2 separate regions of the Homo sapiens genome follow, and region 2 is linked to region 1. The links are chromatin loops, found by intact Hi-C in ENCODE. Cell type or tissue: Calu3. All regions are shown on one strand. Region 1 overlaps YIPF7 (Yip1 domain family member 7). Region 2 has its middle 80 kb from the start of YIPF7.

Evidence for each region. A loop is a pair of places that touch in the nucleus more often than their neighbours do. Peaks named below come from ENCODE experiments on the same cell type or tissue, not always from the same donor. Only the 100,000 strongest peaks of a DNase experiment are listed, where the experiment ranks them.
Region 2: it touches region 1 in a loop (10-fold over the local background); 1 of 110 quality-filtered maps calls a loop at or near these places.

What each region holds. Positions count from the first base shown.
Region 1 is chr4:44,626,657-44,631,656 of GRCh38, reverse strand. It overlaps YIPF7 (Yip1 domain family member 7), which reads left to right. Exons shown (of 6, transcript NM_182592.3): 4 at 2,109-2,254. Among named protein-coding and RNA genes, the nearest start is that of YIPF7, 22 kb to the left of the region's middle. In Calu3, no CTCF peak of the experiment used is centred here; a DNase peak (open chromatin) is centred at 2,196.
Region 2 is chr4:44,569,068-44,574,067 of GRCh38, reverse strand. No RefSeq gene overlaps it. Among named protein-coding and RNA genes, the nearest start is that of YIPF7, 80 kb to the left of the region's middle. In Calu3, no CTCF peak of the experiment used is centred here; no DNase peak of the experiment used is centred here.

The sequences.
Region 1 (5,000 bases):
GATGAAACAAGGAAGCAGAAATGTAAATTATTTGCTATTAATTTACATTCAATTTTTTTTCAAGCTTAAAATAACAGATGTCATTCTGGGCATGAAATGAGTAGAACTTTATTTTTTGGTTTAGACCAGTGTCTAGCTGACCCTCTGAAAGTTTCTGAGTTGTTAGAATAAGGGTCCTCTGTGTCATAGGGATTATTAGAAGTCCATGTTGTAGTCTGTGTACAGAAAAGTCAACTTTTCAAGGTATTTAGATGATACGTGCCTCTGTAAAATAAGTTGAGCTATACCCCTGTATCTGACCAAACAGGGTTACTAAAGCTTGGAAGGGTGGTTGAGTGCCACATATAAATACATTTAGGAAGACAGTCCTTCACATGGAAGAATTGGGCTCATTTAAAAACAAAATACAACCATTATGAGAGTAGATGAACATTGACCTGACCACAAATCTATGGTTAAACATGTGCTTTCTTGAGTCAGATTGTGCAGCATTGAAACCCAAGTTTTCTACTACTGCTTTGTGTCTTCAGACAAATTAATCTGTCAAAGCCTTATATATCTGATGCATAAAGTAGGGATAAAATAATAGTAACTGATTGATTGTGTATTTATAAGACCGATGTATGTAAATCTTGTGGAGTCCATAGCAAACACTCAGTAAATTTTAGCTTTCATTCTTCCTAGCCTCCACCTCACCCTTACTGATATTCTGAAATTATAGAAGGAGGATAACCAATTTGATTGCTGGTCCCTAAATAGTCAAGTCATACTCTTCTCTTTGAATATTCGCTTTCTCTACCCTAGATACATCTTAGTTCATCTCTACAGAAGCGGTGAGAAAAGAAACTGATCTGGTATCGATATTTATTTCTATGTTCAGGGGATGTCAAATGGCTAAGTATTTGCTTTATAGTAATAAGAGAAGCAGATTCTAGCAGAAGGACCTATGAGGCAGCAGTCAGAAGTATTTTAAAAATGGGAATTGGAGAAAAAAAATCAGAAGTTTCTAAATGGATTTGGACTCATGAACACTGAACCTCATTGATTTTGGATATTTTATTTGAATACTACCATGTATAAAAGAGAAAGGTTAACTCGTCTCAAGAATTTAATCTTTGAATGCATAGACTCAACTTCACAGTACATTGACCTTACAAAAATATGCATGCACATCATGATCACTTTTACTTACAGAAAGAGCCCTTTTCCCCTCTGTGTAGTTTCAAGCATTTAGCATAAAATTGCTCTTCTCATTAGGCATAGTGGAAGTAAAAACCCAGACTTGGACTAAGTCTCATTAGTTCATTATAGTACTGCTAATTGAAAAATTATGCCATGGCCAATATGACAGGATTTCAGAAGTGTCAGCAATTGAAAATACAGGAAAAGGGCCAGGTGTGGTGGCTAAGGTCTGTAATCCCAGCACTTTGGGAGGCCGAGGCAGGAGGCTCCCTGGAGCCCAGGAGCTCTAGACCAGCCTGGGCAACATAGTGAGACCTCGCCACTATGGAAGAAAAAAGATTAACCAGGTGTGGTGGTGCATGCCTATAGTCTCAGCTACTCAAGAGGCTGAGCCAGGAGGATTGCTTGAACCCAGGAGGCGGAGGAGCTGAGATCGTGCCACTGCACTCCAGCATGGGTGACAGAGGGAAACCCTGCCTCGAAAAAGAAATAAAAAAGAAACAGAAAATGCAGGAAAAGGAAATATCTAGATGGACAATAGGATGAAAGTTTTGATCTGTTAGCTACAATTTTATTTTTTACTGTATATTGCCAACTTCCCAATTTTCAATTAGATTTAAAGCTTGTATTTGCTGCATAAATCAGGGAATGTTTTCCTTGATGGAAATGTTTCTCTAATATATTTATTTTAAGTCATTCTTTGGAAGCCAAATTATTTTTTAGTTTGTTTTTTAAGATTATTATATGTTACATAGAACTTGAGTTTCTGTGTAATACAGAACATAGAACTTTAGAAGGTATGATAGAACAATCAGATTAAAATGCTAAGTAAATTAATCAGATATGTTAACCTTTAAAGAGTGTAACTTATTTTTATTTTTCTATATTTATGTTATCATATTATTTATCTTTTTTCCTTTTTACAGAACTTGGAATCCATTTTGATCACATATGGCAAAAAACTTTGACAGTGTTAAACCCAATGAAGCCAGTAGATGGCAGCATTATGAATGAAACGGACCTCACTGGACCCATTCTTTTTTGCGTAGCCCTGGGAGCCACCTTGCTTCTGGTAATGTGTCACAGGAAGCACCAGATTTTAATGCTTGTCCTTTCCAGTGCTGGCTTTGAAGCAATCTGTATAAATATAAGAGAAACTGTGTCACCTTACATAGTGAATTTTTTAAGTGAGAGAGAATAATTTAACCATAGTGACAAAAATATGCTACCATTATGCATTGCAACAGCTAAAAAGTATAAATTTAAATAGAATTTCAAAAATCAAGAAGCAGATCAAAGCAGGAGATCATTTATGTCTTTTTTGTTATTAAGAAAAGACTGTAAATCTGGAATAATGGAAGGAAAACATAGATTTGGGAGATATAAGGCCTACATTTTATTTTTTGTTATTTTGTGAGAGTTCTATTGTGACACTGAAGAAGTCACTTCTCTTTGGTCACCATCTTCTTTGCTGTGATATATCTCCAGACTATTTCTAACATCTTATGAGGTACGAGACAGATCTCCTTGTTTTGGGTTAGGCTACTATGAAAAATTAATTTGCAATGACAACCTATGTTTTGTTTACTCAACCTACATATTTCCTCTAAAATGTTAGTTTTCCACCTTTTATGAAGACATTTGTTCCCTGACTTCACTATATGTCTTATGTATGCTTTCATTCTTTATATCTGGAAGTAATGATATTAAGGGTCACTAGAAAAGTAAAGAAAAATGTACTTCCACCTAAGTAAAGTTTAAAAGACATTCTAGCTCATAGTTTAGGAAAATGTTTCATTAAGAAAAAAAGGCAGAAGAAAAAAATGAGAAAATGTCTCTGACTTTATACCAAGGAGGAGGTGGCAATACATTAAAAACAGAAAATGATAAAGATGGTTAAGTCAGTCTGAAAAGTATAGTTTCATTAAGACACAAAGAGATAAACCAGGCAGAGGAAATAATATGGGAAATTAAACATTATAGGAAAAGCTCTTACAATAACTATTTAGCCCTCTTCCCCATTTTCCTGCTCTTCATGTTCCATAATAATAATTTCTTCCAATGGATATACAATTTTCAAAAGTAGTTGTAAAATGCATTTGCAACTAAATAAAATTCTGCTTTTCAATTATTGTATATAATCAATCAAAATACTGATAGCAATCTAGTTTCTGTAGGCAATATGGCCAATAATGTCATATTCATCCAATACAATAGTATTTAGCGATAACATCTTATTTCTTGGTACTACAGCAAATGCAAATACTCTGTAAATCAAACACTATATCAACTAGAGTTTTAATTTAGTCTCTAACCTCCCTTCTTCTGTCTTTGTCACAGTAATTTGATAATCTTAGATTAACTGCTAAGTAAGGCCATGTCAATTAATCAAATAGTCAGAAACAATCAATTTAATATATTAACTCATCTTTCTTTACAAGTCATTTGTAATAAAGCAGCTGTTGGTTCTGTGGCAGAATATTACTGTTACTATCCCTTAAAGAACAGCATCAATTCCATTATGATCTCTCTTGGATGCATAATGTTAGTTGGAGTTATTTACATAACCCTTCTTATATTTTAAATACAAAGCAATAGAGGCAAAAAATTCTTAACTGGAAGCGAGAAAATTGGATCTACCCTAGCTTTGCCACTTGCTGTAATCTTTAACCCTTGGCTTCATATTTCTAGGCTTTCATTTCATTTTCTTCAAGGCAAAAGTTTATTTGAGTGGCTCTTCAGGTTCTATTTAATTCTAAAATTGTGGAGAATATGTGAAAATACGTATTTTCTGAATGTCTTTATGCAAACATTATCACTTGAAAGTTTACCATTAGATGTGATAACTTCCAAATTGATTCTGATATAAAGCAAAAAGGACTCCCCAAAAACTCCAATTGAATATTACTTGAAGTATGATTTAACTCAGAATTCATTTGATTATAGGTTAATTCTTTCCTGGATATGTAGAATTAAAATGTAAGAGTGATTTTACCGGCTGACACAGGAATTTTACTAGAGAAAGCAAAACTAAATCCAGAATCAATATCCAAATCTGCTTATTATCTCTGGAGACATAAGAGTCATAGTCACATACTCTTCCTCCTTTAAGATTTATGTTGACATAAGACACAATTCTTTCAGTAGGCTTTCTTCAGGCGAAAGGAGACAAACCAAAGAAAACAACTTCAAGCACTTAGCACAAATTTAGTTTTACTTATTCTTTTCCCCAAAATTATTTTCTTTTCCAACACCAAGAAGACAAATGGTTTAAAACTTTTGCTCCATGTAACTTTTCTGGTAGGGCCAAGAGTGTGGTCTGAAAAAGCAATATGCATGGCCAATATAAAAGTGCAATCAGAAGAACACTAAGTATTTTAAATCAAGATGTGGGGCCTGGTGCGGTGGCTCATGCCTGTAATCCCAGCACTTTGGGAGGCCGAGGCGGGCGGATCACGAGCTCAGGAGATCGAGACCATCCTGGCTAATACAGTGAAACCCCGTCTGTACTAAAAAAAAAAAATACAGAAAATTAGCCAGGTGTGGTGGCAGGCACCTGTAGTCCCAGCTACGCGGGAGGCTGAAGCAGGAGAATGGAATGAACCCAGGAGGTGGAGCTTGCAGTGAGCCGAGTTAGCACCACTGCCCTCCGGCCTGGGCGAAAGAGCGAGACTCCATCACAAAAAAAAAAAAAAAAAAAAAAAAAAAAAAGATGTGCTAATGAGGATGGAATAGGGAGGATCCTTAAAAATTTTGAGGTTAAAAAAATAGAACATTTATTTTCTATTTCAATTATAAGCCCTTGTTAGAATTTGAAA
Region 2 (5,000 bases), 58 kb after region 1:
CATAATATAAGCAAGCTATTTTATAACATTTTAAAAAAGAAATTATGTATTATATATTTCCATGTCAGTACAACTATATCAGTTTTGCACAATTGCTGTTCTTTGGGCCTCTGATGGTTCCATGGGCAGCTTAGCATTAGCAGAAGAAAAATAAATGGAATTAATTTGCTTGCATACATATTACAAACTTGAATTCTAAAATTGGTTGTGATTTTCATAGAAACCTTATTATGTTCTTAATAAAAATTAATGTTCTCAAGGTTTGTGCATATACTTAAGGGCTATGTTGATCACTTGTCTCAGTTTACATTAAATTAAGAGGTACAATTCCTAGCAAATTGTTTTCACAGTATTTGCATATTAATGTGTACATTTATTAAGTTTGCAAGGTTCGTCATTTCTGTTGTATTGCAATAGATGAATGGGTCAAAAGTGGTTCGCTGACCGGTAGAAGAAGTGACAAAAATAAAAACAACAAAACTACAACTCAGAATAGCATAATAATTCTAAGTCCACTAACCTAGTGTATTATTGTTTCACAGAAAACTTGGCTAGTCTCTTTATAACTGCAAGAGATGTACTTGAGCCGCCAGAAGTGGAAGACTCACAGGAATTGTTCAAAGGGTGCAGTATAAATGATTGAGGTTTTGGAAGTGCTTTAGTGCTGGTATTCCAAAGGTCTGTAAAGTGAACAGAAAGGTCATTGCATATGAGAAGAATGAATATTGGTAACACTGAGAATTGTGACAGGTATTTGGAGTGAGGAGGAATATTCTGAGGCAGATTCTGAAATTCAATTGCTTTGAATAATTTCTTCAGAACAATATTAAATAATACTAAGGGAAAAAATGTTTTATCCTAACTTTAATAGACATGCTTCTAGGTATTACCCTTAAACATGGTGCTAAGTGTTCACCTGAAATATGTCTTAAAAATCTTTTTAAGAAAATATTTTACTTCTATGTTTTAAAAAATCGGAAAAAAGTATTGAATTATTATCTATGCTTTCTTGGCATCTAGTTATAAGATAATGTTTTTTCTCTCTTGATCTTTTCATATTTATTAATATTTTAAAAAGTACTCTCTCAATACTACTTCCTATCTTTCTAGCTTTGTCCTTTTTCTTCCCCCAAAGCCACTACATCAAATATTTTTCTTTTTAGTCTTCTAAGTTGTTAATTCACTTTTATTATTCGAACTCTTCACTTATGCTTCCCTAGGTTTGTTCTCTTGTTTTTGATGAGATATAACTAAATTCCACATTATACCTAGGTTTCTGGGAGTAACAGAAGCACTTTTCTTTAAAAATGTCCTATTAATGCTTTTCCAAAAGAAAAAGTGATGATGCATACTAGCCATATTTAAATTTTAAAAAGTTTAATTAGTCTATAAAACTACTAGAAGAAAACTTTGGGGATGCTGCCTAGGACATTGATCTGGGCAAATAATTTTTTAGTAAGACCCGAAAAGCACAGGTAACAAAGACAAAAATAGAAAAATGGGATTACATCAAGCTAAGAAGCTGCTTCACAGAAAAGGAAACAATCAATGGAGTGAAGAGACAACCTGCAGAGTGGGAGAAAATACTTGAAAACTATTCATCTGAAAGAGATTAACAACAACCAGAGTATAAAAAAATCCATACAACTCAATAGCAAAAAAAAAAAAATCCAATTTAAAAATGGGAAGAATACCTGAATAGACATTTCTTAAAAGAAGACATACAAATGGCCAACAGGTATATGAATATATGTTCAACATCATTAGTCATCAGGGAAATGCAAATAAAACCACAATACAATATAATTTCACCCCAGTTAAAATGTCTTTTATAAAAAAGGCAGGGACTAATGGATGGTGGTGAGGATGTGGAGAAAAGGGAACCCTCACACAGTGTTGGTGGGAAAATAAATTATTACAGTCACTATGGAAAACTATGGGAGCTTTCTCAAAAAACTACAAATAGATGTACCATATGACCCAGCAATTCCACTACTGAGTATATATTCAAAAGGAAGGAAGTCAGTGTATCAAAGACAAGTCTGCACTCCCATGTTTATTGCAGCACCTTTCACAATAGTCAAAATATGGAATCAAACTAAGTACCCATCAGTGGATAAATGGATAAAGAAAATGTGGTATATATACACAGTATAATATTATTCAGCTATAAAAGGAATGAAATCCTGTCATTTGCAGCAGCATGGATGAAACTGGATGTCCCTATCTTAAATGAAATAAGCCAAGCACAGAAAAGCAAATGTCACATGCTCTCACTCACATGTGGGAGTTTATAAAGTGGATCTCATGAAACTACTGAATAGATCGTCAGTCACCAGAGGCCTGGAAAGGTAGAGGTGGGGATGAAGAGAGGTTGATTAATGGGTACAAATATGCAGTTTGATAGAAGAAATAAGACCTAGTATTTGATAGATCAGTAGGATGACTGTAGTTTACAATAATCTGTTATATATATTTTAAAATAGCTAGAAAAGAATAATTTGAATGTTTCTAACATTAAAAAGACAAAGTGATGGATATCCCAATTACATTGATTTGATCTTTACAAATTATATGAATGTATTAAATCATCATATGTACCTCCAAATAAATACATGAATAAATAAAATATCAAATGTGTCTCCCAAATATGTACAACTATTATATACCTATTTTTAAAATTTTTAAAAAATTAGTGATAATAATTTGAAAACATGAGATCACTCTATATTCAATGGAGGGAAATCACACACACACACACACACACACACACACACACACACACACACACGTTTTCCTCTTATTACATCAAGCAAGCATATAGTTAAACCTGGTCTTACGGATACATTTTTTGACTGATTAATGTTTTTTGAAGGTGTTTGATTATTTTCAGTTTCCTTATTAGCTTAAAAGAAGGCATTTTATATTATAGGAACATAAAAAAAAATTATCCATGGGTCTAGGGGTAGGAGTCTTTGTCTTACTTCTTTCCCAGTAATCCAAACTAGGTAAAAGTATTCCATGCTTTACTTTAACCAGAAAAATTCTATTTTTAAATTCTACAATCTCATGCTCACTTATACATTTAATGTTTACCTTTAAAAAATATTCATTCCCTTTGATTTATTAGTCAATGTTTAAAAGGCTGTATTTTTCCCATTAGTATAACGTTAGTCACAATCCATGTGTTTTGATGTTTAGTATTCTTCTTATAATTATTATCTAAATATTTAGAAATTGAGGTCTTATATTCCTCTTAGCCCCAATATTACTTGAAGAAAAGACATTTCTAAGTGGTTGCATTTTGGTTGTTAATATAGTTTCTTATTTGTAGATTAATTACACTGTCATCAGAGATGTACTTTGCATTTCACTTTAGGGAATTACTTGACATTTTCTTTATAGCCTAATGCAGGGTCAATGTTTGAAATTTTTATAAGCAGTTTTAAAAAGGATATTCTTTATGTAATATAAAATTTTCCTTTATAGAACTATTTGAACAATCATCTATTTAGATATCTATTGCCTCTTGAGTTATCTTTGCTTACTTGTTTTATCAAAGACTGAAAGACATGTCTTAAATTATCTTTCTAGTAGTATGTTTTTCTGCTTCTTTTATTTTCAGTAGGCTTCACTCATATATTTCAGCTGCAAAGTAATTTTTATCTACCTCAATTACTAGATTTTCCTCACTTTGGGATAAAAATAGAACTATTTCTACCACAAGCCCATGGGCACTTTCAGGAGAAACACTAAGCCTTACTTTATTTGTTCTTTAATCTTTAGTGGCATCATGTCTGGAAAACAATAGACAAGAAAAGTTTAAATACTTGGGAATGGCAATATTCTAGCAAATAATGTTATGTAGGGTGGACAACACTACCCTTAGAGTTTACACTCCGATAAGGAAATAAGGCACAAAGCACATTTGCCAAGTGATTAATTTTCTTCTTACATGAAGAACCAGTATTCAGGGTCCAAGTATCTTTCATTTATACCTTCTGTCTAGAACTCCTTTTTTTAAATGATGTGCACAAAAAGTCTTATTTCATGAAAGTAAGTATGTAGACTTATAGTAAACTTTATTTTAAGTAAACTCACAATAATATTTTCCAATTTTAAAAGAGTAAAATCTTCACCCTCTAAAATACAACGATGTCTTATTTGAGGAAATGCAACATCAGAATCTATCATTTATCCAGCCTACTTTTATCTAGAGTATAAATTATTCTTTTGGAAATTGTTCAAAACCATTGATATATTGCCACAATTTTACTCATTATTCAATATTTACCCACTATGTGCCAGAATCTGTTAAAAATTATGTATCTTGAGCATATTAAACAGAAGATACAGCAGAGCTCAGCTTAATATTAACTGCTATTTCCCTTTCCTTGGACTCTTACCAAGACTTTGGGAAAAGTCGTAATTTGTTTTTAGCAATATATCTGCACTGTTTAACTAACACATACCTAACTTATTTATGAGGTACAGCCAATACGTTAGGTTCTTGGCAATTAACCATAAAACTTTGTAACTGGATGAACATAACATACAATAAATAGTTTGGACTTGAAATCTAGCAAAAGCTTTTTTACACATCTTTTGCAAGGTATGGAAAAGATGGACACATCAATTAAGAGTGCTTCCGGCTGCATGGGACAGTAACAAGTGCACAGTGGCTTAACAAAATTGGTTTATTTTTTACACGTAACAAGCAGTGGGAAGTTTGTCTTTGAATTGTCTTCTTTATGATGCTGTTAATGTCCTGGATCCTTTTACCTTTCTGATGTGCCATCTTTAGTGAGAGTTTTTCTTCAAGTTGTCATTTAATCACAAAATGGCTGAGGCATTCTCAGCATACTGTCTGCTTTGCAAACAAACAAACAAAAGGCAAGAAAGCAGAAAGGACTGGCACCTGTATCAGAAAGAGCAAAGCTTTCCCGGAAAGTCTCAGCTTATATCTCATGGCCAAAATCAACTAGCGAGTGCACTTCTAG